Regions from separate parts of the Homo sapiens genome. Here region 2 is linked to region 1. Evidence: read pairs that join two places in POLR2A ChIA-PET (ENCODE). Cell type or tissue: CD4-positive, alpha-beta T cell. All regions are shown on one strand. Each heading gives the region's core, and the rest is flanking DNA. Links, peaks and the distances in the headings are about the cores only. Region 1 overlaps SLC5A5 (solute carrier family 5 member 5). Region 2 overlaps IL12RB1 (interleukin 12 receptor subunit beta 1).

The links. Peaks named below come from ENCODE experiments on the same cell type or tissue, not always from the same donor. Only the 100,000 strongest peaks of a DNase experiment are listed, where the experiment ranks them.
Region 2: POLR2A ChIA-PET joins it to region 1 with 5 read pairs; 2 of 35 experiments call an interaction of 5 or more read pairs at or near these places.

What each region holds. Positions count from the first base shown.
Region 1 is chr19:17,876,405-17,886,192 of GRCh38, forward strand. It overlaps SLC5A5 (solute carrier family 5 member 5), which reads left to right. Exons shown (of 15, transcript NM_000453.3): 6 at 1,319-1,459; 7 at 1,560-1,689; 8 at 4,461-4,549; 9 at 5,556-5,668; 10 at 5,745-5,815; 11 at 7,277-7,363; 12 at 7,446-7,642. Among named protein-coding and RNA genes, the nearest start is that of SLC5A5, 9.4 kb to the left of the region's middle. RefSeq lists an enhancer at 1,438-1,937. In CD4-positive, alpha-beta T cell, for the core only: no CTCF peak of the experiment used is centred there; no DNase peak of the experiment used is centred there.
Region 2 is chr19:18,062,196-18,064,695 of GRCh38, forward strand. It overlaps IL12RB1 (interleukin 12 receptor subunit beta 1), which reads right to left. Exons shown (of 17, transcript NM_005535.3): 13 at 1,681-1,815; 14 at 1-82. Among named protein-coding and RNA genes, the nearest start is that of IL12RB1, 23 kb to the right of the region's middle. In CD4-positive, alpha-beta T cell, for the core only: no CTCF peak of the experiment used is centred there; a DNase peak (open chromatin) is centred at 1,376.

The sequences.
Region 1 (9,788 bases), core at 3,459-5,958:
TGACAGAGCTAGACCCTGTCTCAAAAAAAAAAAAAAAAAGAGGCTGGGTGCAGTGGTTCATGCCTGTAATCCCAGCACTTTGGGAGGCCAAGGCGGGGGGATCACCTGAGGTCAGGAATTTGAGACCAGCATGACCGACATCGAGAAACCCCATCTCTACTAAAAAATACAAAATTAGGCTGGGCGCGGTGGCTCACGCCTGTAATCCCAGCACTTTGGGAGGCCAAGGATGGCAGATCATGAGGTCAAGAGATTGAGACCATCCTGGCCAACTTGATGAAAGTCCGTCTTTACTAAAAATACAAAAATTAGCTGGGCATGCTGGCAGGCGCCTGTAATCCCAGCTACTCAGGAGGCTGAGGCAGGAGAATTGCTTGAACCCAGGAGGCAGAGGTTGCAGTGAGCCGAGATGGCATCACTGCACTCCCGCCTGGTGACAGAGAGAGACTCCGTCCCCCCCCTAAAAAAAAAAAAAATTAGCAGGGCGTGGTGGCGCATGCCTGTAATTCCAGCTACTCGGGGAGGCTGAGGCAGGAGAATCGCTTGAACCCAGGAGGCGGAGGCTGCGGTGAGCCGAGATCACACCATTGCACTCCAGCCTGGGCAACAAGAGCGAAACTCCATCTTTAAAAAAAAAAAAAGAGGATGGGGCTGGGCTCCCTTTGTGCCGTGGGATGGTAGAAATCAGCCAATGCCTCCTGCTCCAGGAGGCCCTCGCTGCTCTCTTCTCCTCCCCTCAGACCAGATTGGGGGCTAAAGCCTCTCTGAACTCTCAGCTGGGCAAAGAAAGGTTTTTAAGTGCGTGGATAGATGATTCAGTAAACAAATACGTGAATTTTCAATCTGGCAAATGCCTATGCATATGTCAAACCCACTCCATTTATTATTTATTTATTTTTAATTTAATTAATTTTTTTTTTTTTGAGATGGAGTCTCGCTCTGTCACCCAGGCTGGAGTGCAATGGCACGATCTCAGCTCACTGCAACCTCCGCCTCCTGGGTTGAAGTGATTCTCCTGCCTCAGCCTCCCAAGTAGCTGGGATTAGAGGCACCCGCCATTATTCCCAGCTAATTTTTGTATTTTTATAGAGATGGGGTTTCACCATGTTGGCCAGGCTGGCCTTGAACTGTGACCTCAGGTGATCCATCCGCCTTGGCCTCCCAAAGTGCTGGGATTACAGGCATGAGCCACTGCGCCTGGCCAACAAAACCCACTCCAAATGTCCCCTATAAGGTCCAGAAGCGCTGTCTGGGGCCCTTGGGAGGGTGAAGTCAGCGTGACATCTCCACGTGGCTAACTTGCCCTGTCCCCACCCAGCTTTAACCCTGACCCGAGGAGCCGCTATACATTCTGGACTTTTGTGGTGGGTGGCACGTTGGTGTGGCTCTCCATGTATGGCGTGAACCAGGCGCAGGTGCAGCGCTACGTGGCTTGCCGCACAGAGAAGCAGGCCAAGCTGTGAGTGTTTCGGGGAGCAAGGTCGGGGTTTCTGGGACATGCTGCCCCCCTCCACCAGCCTGAGGCTATCCCCTAAGCCTGAGGCTGCCTCTTCCCCCAGGGCCCTGCTCATCAACCAGGTCGGCCTGTTCCTGATCGTGTCCAGCGCTGCCTGCTGTGGCATCGTCATGTTTGTGTTCTACACTGACTGCGACCCTCTCCTCCTGGGGCGCATCTCTGCCCCAGACCAGGTGAGTCCCACCCAGGCTCCTGGTTGGCTCTGCACTCCCTCACTAGCTTGGTGGGATTGAGGTCGAAGAGCATTCCTAGCAGAGGGAATGGCCTGTGCAAAGGCCAAGAAGTAGGAAAGAGCTGAGAGGAGGCCAGGTGCGGCGGCTCATGCCTGTATCCCAGCACTTTGGGAGGCTGAGGCGGGTGGATCACCTGAGGTCAGGAGTTTGAGACCAGTCTGGCTAACATGGTGAAACCCTGTCTCTACTAAAAATATAAAAATTAGCTGGACGTGGTGGCACGCACCTGTAGTCCCGGCTACTCAGGAGGCTGAGGCAGGAGAATCTCTTGAACCCGGGAGGCGGAGGTTGCGATGAAGGGAGATCGCACCACTACACTCCACCTTGGATGACAGAGTGAGACTCTGTCTCAAAAAAATAAAATAAAATAAAATAAAGAGTTCAGAGGAGGATCTGCAAGGAATGGGAAAGGTGAGTCTGGGAGGCAATGGACCGCCCTCAGTAGGTGTGAGCAGACAAGGGCCACATTCAGATCTAGAGTTCCAGAGAGTTCCAAAGATCCCCTGGGAGATGCTCAGGAGGAGATGAAACCATGACCCAGGCCGGGCATGTTGGCTCACGCCTGTAATCCCAGCACTTTTGGAGGCCGAGACAGGCAGATCACTTGAGGTTAGAAGTTCGAAACCAACCTGGCCAACATGGTGAAACCCCCCTCCACTAAAAATACAAAAATTACCTAGGCCTGGTGATGCATGCCTGTAATCCCAGCTACTCGGGAGGCTGAGGCAGGAGAATAGCTTGAACCCGGGAGGTGGAGGTTGCAGTGAGCAGAGATCGCGCCATTGCACTCCAGCCTGGGTGACAGAGAGAGACTCCATCTCAAAAAAAAAAAAAACAAAAAAAAAAAACCAAAACAAGGCTGGGCGCGGTGGCTTACGCCTATAATCTCAGCACTTTTGGAGGCTGAGGCAGGGGTATCACCTGAGGTCATGAGTTGAAGACCATCCTGACCAACATGGAAAAACCCCGTCCCTACTGAAAAATACAAAATTAGCCGGGTGTGGTGGTGCATGCCTGTAATCCCAGCTACTCGGGAGGCTGAGGCAGGAGAATAGCTTAAACCTGGGAGGCGGAGGTTGCGGTGAGCTGAGATGGCGCCATTGCACTCCAGCCTGGGCAACAAGAGAGAAACTCCGTCTCAAACAAAAATAAAAACAAAACAAAACAAACCCACAAAAACAAAAACAAAAACTGTAATCCAGCGGGAACTAATCATGTTGGTGATAATAATAATGACAGCTCTGGTCTCCCATGTCCCAAGCGTCCACTCTGTGCCTCATGCTGTTCCCTTCACCAGCAGTTAGTTCTCCATCTAATCTTTCTTCTGAGAAAGGCAGGGCAGTCACGGCTCCAACTTTACAGATGAGGAAATTGAGGCTCGGGGGGAAGTCACTGCCTGAGGTCAATGGGCAAGTCGGGGGGCGGTGCCAGGACCCATGCCTAGGTCACACCCCAAGTAGAGTTCTGACCATGGGGTTCAGAGTTAGCAGAGGGTACGGGGGACCACCCCATCTGCAGTCCTCCCTGGAGGTCAGATCCGGGACTGCTGGACTGTGTAACTTCAGGGAGGGACTGTACTCTCTGCCTCACAGTCTTCATCAATAAAATGAGGATGACACGGGTCCCTGCTTCACAGGGATCCCAGGGCTCAGAACACAGTGGGGCTCAGGGACAATTCTCAGGTTCATGCAGTTGATCAACAAATGCACATTATAGCCTGAGGAACATAGGGAGACCCCATCTTTACACAATTTTTTTTTTTTTGAGCCAGAGTCTCACTCTGTTGCCCAGGCTGGAGTGCAGTGGCGCAACCTCAGCTCACTGCAACCTCTGGCTCCCAGGATCAAGCCATTCTCTTGCCTCAGCCCCCGAGTAGCTGGGATGACAGGCATGCGCCACCATGCCCAGCTAATTTTTTTGTATTTTTTGTAGGGGTGGGGTTTTGCCATGTTGGCCAGGCTGGTCTCAAACTCCTGACCTCAGGTGATCCACCTGCCTCAGCCTCTGAATGTGCTGGGATTACAGGCATGAGCCACTGTGCCCGGCCTTTCTTTCTTTTCTTTCTTTTTTTTTTTTTTTGAGACAGAGTTTGGCTCTGTTGTGCAGGCTGGAGTGCAACGGCGCGATCTCCGCTCGCTGCAACCTCTACCTCTCAGATTCAGGCAATTCCTCTGCCTCAGCCTCCCAAGTAGCTGGGACTCCAGGTGCCAACCACCACACCCAGCTAATTTATGTATTTTGGGTAGAGATGAGGTTTCACCATGTTGGCCAGGCTGGTCTTGAACTTCTGAGCTCAAGTGATCCACCCGCCTCGGCCTCCCGAAGTGTTGGGATTACACGCGTGAGTCACCCTGCCCGGCCAGACCCCTATCTTTACACAAAAATTTAAAAAAATTAGCCAGGCATGGTGGCGCACACCTGTGGTCTCAGCTACTGGGGGACTGAAGCAGGAAGATCGCTTGAGCCCAGGAGTTCTAGGCTGCAGTGAGCCACATTCATGGGACTGCACTCCCGCCTGGGCAACAGAGCAAGATCTTTTCTCAAAACAAAACAAAACAAAACAAAACCACAGACAAAAACTAAATGCATATTAAATGCCGACTCTGAGCCCTGTCCGTCTTGGGTGCTGGGGACGTGCAGCATCAGGACAGATAGATGCCCCGGTCCTCGGGGTGCAGCTGTCTGGGAGGCTGACCCCCAGTTCTCCCCAGTACATGCCTCTGCTGGTGCTGGACATCTTCGAAGATCTGCCTGGAGTCCCCGGGCTTTTCCTGGCCTGTGCTTACAGTGGCACCCTCAGGTGAGCACCCCTGCTTGTTCATGGAGCATTATTTCAGCCCCTGGGAGCCTCCTTATCCTGGCCTGCCATCCCTCTGGGGCATGGAATGTTCTGGACCTGTCCATCAGTCCCAGTTCCTGCTTGATCCCTAGAAGACAGCTCAGGTAGGCGCTGGCAGAGAGCATGCCCTGGGCACAGGGACCCCAACTGCAAGGGTTTACCTTCTTATCACCTGTCAGGGCCACGCCTGACTCTCCTCTCTTCTTCTTCCTTCTTTCCTTCCTTCCTCCCCAGACAAATATTTGTTGAACATCTACTATGTGGCAGGTACTGTTTTTTTTTGTTTTTTTTCCGGATGGAGTCTTGCTCTGTCACCCAGGCTGGAGTGCAGTGGTGCCATCTCGGCTCACTGCAACCTCCACCTCCTGGGTTCAAGCAATTCTCCTGCCTCAGCCTCCCAAGTAGCTGGGATTACAGGTCCACGCCACCACAGCCGGCTAATTTTTGTATTTTTAGTAGAGACGGGGTTTCGCCATGTTGGCCAGGCTGGTCTTGAACTCCTGACCTCAGGTGATCTGCATGCTTTGGCCTCGCAAAGTGCTGAGATTGCAGGCATGAGCCAACGTGCTCAGCCCAGGTACTGTTGTTCTAAACCCTGGGGCACAGCCATGACCAAGCAGTCCCCTGCTTCTGCCTTCCAAGGCCACACACTCAGGTGGTTTCCACTCTTCCGGGACTTCTGGTCACATGCCCTCACTGTCCCTTTTGCAAATCTCCCACATGTGACTGCAGTCCCTCTGGAACCAGAACCCACCTGTCTGTCCCACCTGCCCTTGGTCACAGGTGTCCTTGCTCCTGTAGGGATGTCTCAGGTCTTCGGGGAGGGGAGGGGCAAATATCTCCTTCACCTTTGCAGGACTGGGTTACCCCCACCGTTGCCCTCAGGCTGGGTGAGGTCTGGCAGGCCAGATGGTGTGGACGGTCTCTCCATATGGCCTGAGGACCCCCCGCTGCCTTCCTCACACAGCACAGCATCCACCAGCATCAATGCTATGGCTGCAGTCACTGTAGAAGACCTCATCAAACCTCGGCTGCGGAGCCTGGCACCCAGGAAACTCGTGATTATCTCCAAGGGGCTCTGTGAGTTTCAGGGAGACCTGGGTGGGAGGCCAGGGCAGTCCCTCCCCGTTGACCGTGCCATCCTCATCCACTACAGCACTCATCTACGGATCGGCCTGTCTCACCGTGGCAGCCCTGTCCTCACTGCTCGGAGGAGGTGTCCTTCAGGTGAGACCCCACCTGCCCCCTGCCCTGGTCTCCTGAGAGGTGGGGGCACCTTTCCCTCTTTCCCATTAAACTGAGGCTCAGAGAGGTCACATGTGTCAGTGGCAGAACTCACTTCTATGTTTTTTTTTTTTTTGAGATGGGGTCTCACTGTGTTGTCCCAGGTTGGTGAGCAGAGGCCCGATCATAGCTCACTGCAACCTCCAGCTCCTGGGTTCAAGCCATCCTTCCACCTCAATCTCCCAAGTAGCTGGAGTTACAGGTGTGTGCCACCATGCCTGGCTAATTTTTTTCTTTTTTCTTTTTTTTTTTTTTTTGAGGTGGAGTGTCACTCTGTTGCCCAGGCTGGAGTGCAGTGGCATGATCTCAGCTCGCTGCAACCTCCACCCCCTGGGTTCAAGGAATTCTGCCTCAGCCTCCAGAGTAGCTGGGATTACAGGTGCATGCCACCATGCCCGTCTAATATTTTTGTATTTTTTTTTCTTGAGACGGAGTCTCGCTCTGTTGCCCAGGCTGGAGTGCAGTGGCACCATCTTGGCTCACTGCAAGCTCAGCCTCCTGGGTTCACGCCATTCTCCTGCCTCAGCCTCCCGAGTAGCTGGGACTACAAGCGCCCGCCACCACGCCTGACTAATTTTTTGTATTTTTAGTAGAGATGGGGTTTCACCGTGTTAGCCAGGATGGTCTCGATCTCCTGACCTCGTGATCCGCCCTCCTCGGCCTCCCAAAGTGCTGGGATTACAGGCGTGAGCCACCGCGCCCAGCTTATATTTTTGTATTTTTATTAGAGATGGGACTTCACCATGTTGGCCAGTCTGGTCTCGAACTCCTGACCTCAAGTGATCCACCCGCCTCTGCCTCCCAAAGTGTTGGGATTACAGGTGTGAGCCACCACGCCTGGCCTGGCTAATTTTAAAACTTGTTTTTAGAGACAGGGTCTCGCTTCGTGCCTAGGCTTGTCTTGAACTCCTGGCCTCAAGCAACCACCCGCCTCAGCCTTCCAAGTCGCTGAGATTAAGAACTAAGTTCTATTTGATGCCAGAGGCCATCAGGGGACTTTTTTGCAGCTGGCTGGCTTGGGGTGGGGGAATTGGGAAGGGGGAGGTGGCGACAGAAAGGGCCTCCCTATGGAGGTTGCAGTGAGCCAAGATCGCGCCACTGCACTCCAACCTGGACAGCAAAGTGAGACTCTGTCTAAAAAAAAAAAAGAAGAAGAAAGGGTCTCCCTGGCTTGAGGGTGGGACTGCCACCCCCAAGAGATAATCAGTGTCTTTGCCTCCAACCCAAGGGAGATAGGCAGGAACAAGGGGGGGGGGTCCTCTCCCCTTTAGGGAAACTGAGACACAGAGGAGTCCTTGAGACCCACATTGGAGTTCCTGAGGTCTCGCTTTCCCAGCGGGTAAACTGAGGCCCAGAGCGGTGGGAGGGCTCCGCCCTCAGCCCCACTTCCACCTACTCTCCCAGGGCTCCTTCACCGTCATGGGAGTCATCAGCGGCCCCCTGCTGGGAGCCTTCATCTTGGGAATGTTCCTGCCGGCCTGCAACACACCGGTGAGTGGGGGCGGGGCAAGGGGCGGGGAGGGGCGGGGCCGGACAGGCCCCTCCCCTTCCCTGACGCCGGCTCTGCCCCCAGGGCGTCCTCGCGGGACTAGGCGCGGGCTTGGCGCTGTCGCTGTGGGTGGCCTTGGGCGCCACGCTGTACCCACCCAGCGAGCAGACCATGAGGGTCCTGCCATCGTCGGCTGCCCGCTGCGTGGCTCTCTCAGTCAACGCCTCTGGCCTCCTGGACCCGGCTCTCCTCCCTGCTAACGACTCCAGCAGGGCCCCCAGGTGAGCAGACTTGAGGGTAGGGGGGTACCCGAGCCCTGGATGGTGTGATCTTGAAGGGAAACTTACTTGCCCTGCACTCTGTGTAAGAAGCCTGATTAGTAAAATGCATTCCTGGGGGAGGGAACGGTAGGTGCAAAGGCCCTGAGGCCACAATCGGGTTAGTCCCAGTCCAACTGCACTGAGGTTAGGGTGCATTTAATGGGAGGAGAGATGGGTGGGAGATATGGTGCAGCCAGAGGAAGCTAGTACTTTTTTTGTTTTGTTTTTCTGAGACAGAGCCTCGCTCTGTGGTCCAGGCTGGAATGCAGGGGTGCAATCTCAGCTTACTGCAGCTTCAACCTCTCAGGCTCAAGCAATCCTCCCAGCTTGAGGGAGGCCCAGAATTTGGTTTGGTTCTATTTTTTATTGAGATAAATTAGCCATTTAAAAGTGGCATTTAGGCCAGGCAGGCACAGTGGCTCACACCTGTAATCCCAGCACTTTGGGAGGCTGAGGCAGGTGGATCACCTGAGGTCAGGAGTTCAAGACCAGCTTGATCAACATGGGGAAACCCCCGTCTCTACTAAAAATACAAAACTTAGCCAAGCGTGGTGGCAGGTGCCTGTAATCCCAGCTACTCGGGAGGCTGAGACAGGAGAATCGCTTGAACCCAGGAGGTGGAGGTTGCAGTGAGCTGAGATCGCACCACTGTATTCCAGCCTGGGCAACAAAAATGAAACTCCAACTCAAATAAATAAATTAAAGTGGCATTTAGTATATTTGTGCAACCATCACCACTATCTAAGTCAAGAACGTTTCCTCTTTTTTTTTTCTAATTTTGTATTTTTAGTACAGATGGGGTTTCACCATGTTGGCCAGGCTGATCTTGAACTCCTGACCTCAGGTGATCCGCCCACCTCAGCCTCCCAAAATGCTGGGATTACAGGTGTGAGCCACTGTGCCTGGCCCCAAAAACATTTTCTATTTTTTTTTTTTTTTGGAGCAGGGTCTTGCTCTGTTGCCCAGGCTGGAGTCCAGTGGCACGATCATAGCTCACTGCTGCCTCAACCTCCTGGGCTCAAGGAATCTTCCTACCTCAGCCCCCCTAGTTGCTGGGACCACAGGTGCACACCATCATGTCCTGCTTGTTTTTATTTTTATTTTTTGTAGAGACAGGGTCTGGCTATGTTGCCCAGGCTGGTCTGGAATTCCTGGGCTCAAGCGATCTGCCCACCTCAGCCTTGCAAAGTGCCAGGATGACAGGTGTGGGCACCCAGCCAACCAAGAACATTTTCTGTTTTGTTTATTTATTTATTTATTTATTTTGGTTTTTTGGGTGGGTTTTTTTGCTTTTTGTTTATTTGATTTTTTGGAGACAGGGTCTCACTCTAACACCCAGGCTGGAGTGCAATGGCACAATCACAGCTCACTGCACCATTGACCTCCAGACTCCGATGATCCTCCTGCCTCAGCCTCCCAAGTAGCTGGGACTATAGGCATGTATCACCATGCTGGGCTAAATTTTTTGTATTTTTTATAGAGACGAGTTTTTGCCATGTTGCCCAGGCTGGTCTCAAAGTATTGGGCTCAAGTGATCTGCCTGCCTCTGACTCCCAAAGTGCTGGGATTACAGGTGTGAGGCACTGTTCCTGGTCATAAGAACATTTTTATCACCCCAGAAAGAAGCCCTGTCCCCATCAGCAGTCACTTCCCACTTCCCCCTCTCCCCAGCTCCTGGCAAGCACGAATCCACTTTCTGTTTCTATGAATTTGCCTGTTCTGGGCATTTCATGTAAATGGAATCATAAAATATGTGATCTTTTGTGTCTTAGCATAATACATATATATTTTTTGAGACGGGGTTTCACTTTGTCGCCCAGGCTGGAGTGCAGTGGCGTGATCCCAGCTCACTGCAACCTCTGCCTCCCAGGTTCAAGCAATTCTCCTGTCTCGGCCTCCTGAGTAGCTGGGGTCACAGGCATATGCCACCACGCTTGGGTAATTTTTGTATTTTTAGTAAAGATGGGGTTTCACCATATTGATCAGGCTGGTCTTGAACTCCTGACCTCAGGAGATCCACACATCTTGGCCTTTCAAAGTACTGGGATTACAGCAGAGTACAGTGGAGCCACTGCACTCCAGTCTGGGTAACAGAGTGAGACTCCAC
Region 2 (2,500 bases), core at 1-2,500, 180 kb after region 1:
TAGCCAAGGACGCCCACGAGAAGGATGCTCAGGAAGCTCCCCAGGGAGGCGAAGAAGATGAGCCAATCAGAAACCTGCACTTCTGAGGTGGGAGAGCGTGGGTTGGCAGAGGGCTACCTCCTGCCTCTTCCTCAGGGAAGGAGCTAGGAGGGCCTGGTTTCTCCATGAACTTGCTGCTGATCCTGGTGCACATGCCACGGGCTTCTCACTGGGAGACCACAGAACCCACCTGCCCGGTAGCTGTCAAGAAATAAAGGCCTGGCATGCAGGAAGTGTTCAAGACTCTGTAATTCCAGGCCGGGCACAGTGACTCATGACTGTTATCCCAGCACTTTGGGAGGCCAACGTGGGCTGATCACCTGAGGTCAGGAGTTCGAGACCAGCCTGACCAATATGATGAAACCTGTCTCTACTAAAAACACAAAAATTAGCTGGGCGTGGTGGTGTGCGCCGGTAATCCCAGCTACTTGGGAGGGTGAGACAGAAGAATCGCTTGAACTCGGGAGGCGGAGGTTGCAGTGAGCCGAGATCGCATCATTGCATTCCAGCCTCGGCAATAAGAGGGAAAATCTGTCTCAAAAAGATAAAAAAAGACTCTGTAATTCCAGGAGCCTGCACATAGGGCACATGTGGCTGCCCCTGGACCCAGGCCTGCCTGCCCCCCACCAACCCTGACTCTTTTGTTCTCTGGGTTCCAGTTGGTTCTCTTGGAACTGAAAGGACACCGTGGCATGAACAGGGATCATTTGATCTCTGAATCTCTTATAACCATGCACCCGACAACAGAGCCTGTGTTGTTCTCTTCCTCCTCCTCCTCCTCCTCCTCCCTCTTCTTCTATTCCTCTTCCTCTTCTTCTTCTTTCTTCTCCTTCTTCTTCTTCTATTTTTTTTTTTTTTTTTTTTTTTTTTTTTTTTTTTGAGACAGGGTCTTGCTCCGTCGCCCAGGCCAGAGTGCAGTGGTGCAGTCACGGCTCACTGCAACCTTGAACTCCTGGTCTCAAGCCATCCTCCCACCTCAGCCTCCTGAGCAGCTGAGACTACAGGTGTGCACCACCACACCCCACTATTTTAAAAATATTTTTTGTAGAGATGAGGTCTCACCATGTTGCCCAGGCTGGTCTTGAACTCCTCGGCTCAAGCAATCCTCCAGCCTCAGCCTCCCAAAGTGCTGGGATTACAGGTGTGAGCCACCACACCGGGTTTTGCCTGTGTCCTCCTTATTTTTGCATTCATTTATTTGTCGCTCAATGAACAGATTCCTGCATCTTCCTCCTCCCCAAGAGCCCCCAGATACCTTGACACATCTACCCCAACCCCGCAGTGTCAGACCAGGGAGAAGGGACAGTTGTAAACAAGGGCATGGCCAGAAGGAGGCAGAGAAGTCTTGCTGGAGGAGGGAACTTTTGAGCTGAGTTTTGAAGGACGAATAGGAGTTGGACCGTGTGGAAAACAAACATTCCAGGCAGGAGGCAGGGAAGGGCCTGCATGGGCAAGGCTCCTGGAGTGTGAGAGGAAGCTGCGAGAGAAGGCAATGGGAGCAGTTTGAGCTGCTACTTTCTCCTGAGGGCAGTAGGGAGCCATAGAGGGAGTGAGAGTGAGGGCAGGGCTGCTAAGATCATTGTGGGAAGCGCAGTGCAGTGCATGCTGGGTAAATAACTGGGTCCTACCCCCTCCACTCACCGATGCTGAAGCGCTGGGGCTGGCTCCAGACACCCCTCAGCCACGCTGTGTCTGCTCGCACCTGCACCGTGTAGGCTACACCAGCCCGCAGGCCACTGAGGGTAACTTGGGTCTCTGTGGGCTGCACGGGATGCTCTGCAGTGGGAGAGGCAACCCTGAGTCCTGGGACCTCTTTACTCCTCAGAGGCCAGGCTGGGCTACCACAGCCTGTGGGTGGGGTGGGGATTCATAGGCATTTTGCTAAAATCTCTACTCTTTCTTTCTTTTTTTTTTTTTTTTTTTGAGACGGAGTCTTGCTCTGTCGCCCAGGCTGGAGTGTAGTGGCGCCATCTCGGCTCACTGCAAGCTCTGCCTCCTGGGTTCACACCATTCTCCTGCCTCAGCCTCCCGAGTAGCTGAGACTACAGGCGCCCGCCACCACGCCCAGCTAATTTTTTGTATTTGTAGTAGAGACGGGGTTTCACTGTGTTAGCCAGGATGGTCTCGATCTCCTGACCTCGTGATCTGCCCACCTCGGCCTCCCAAAGTGCTGGGATTACAGGTGTGAGCCACCAAGCCCAACCTAAAATCTCTTCTCTTAATGCGCCCATTCATCTCAAGATTTTTTTTTTTTTTGAGATGGAGTCTCACTCTGTTGCCCAGGCTGGAGTGCAGTGGCACAATCTCAGCTCACTGCAACCTCCACCTCCCAGGTTCAAGCGATTCTTGTGCCTCAGCCTCCTGAGTAGCCGGGATTACAGGCGCCCACCACCATAGCCAGCTAATTTTTTGTATTTTTAATACACATGAGGTTTCACCATGTTGGCCAGGCTGGTCTTGA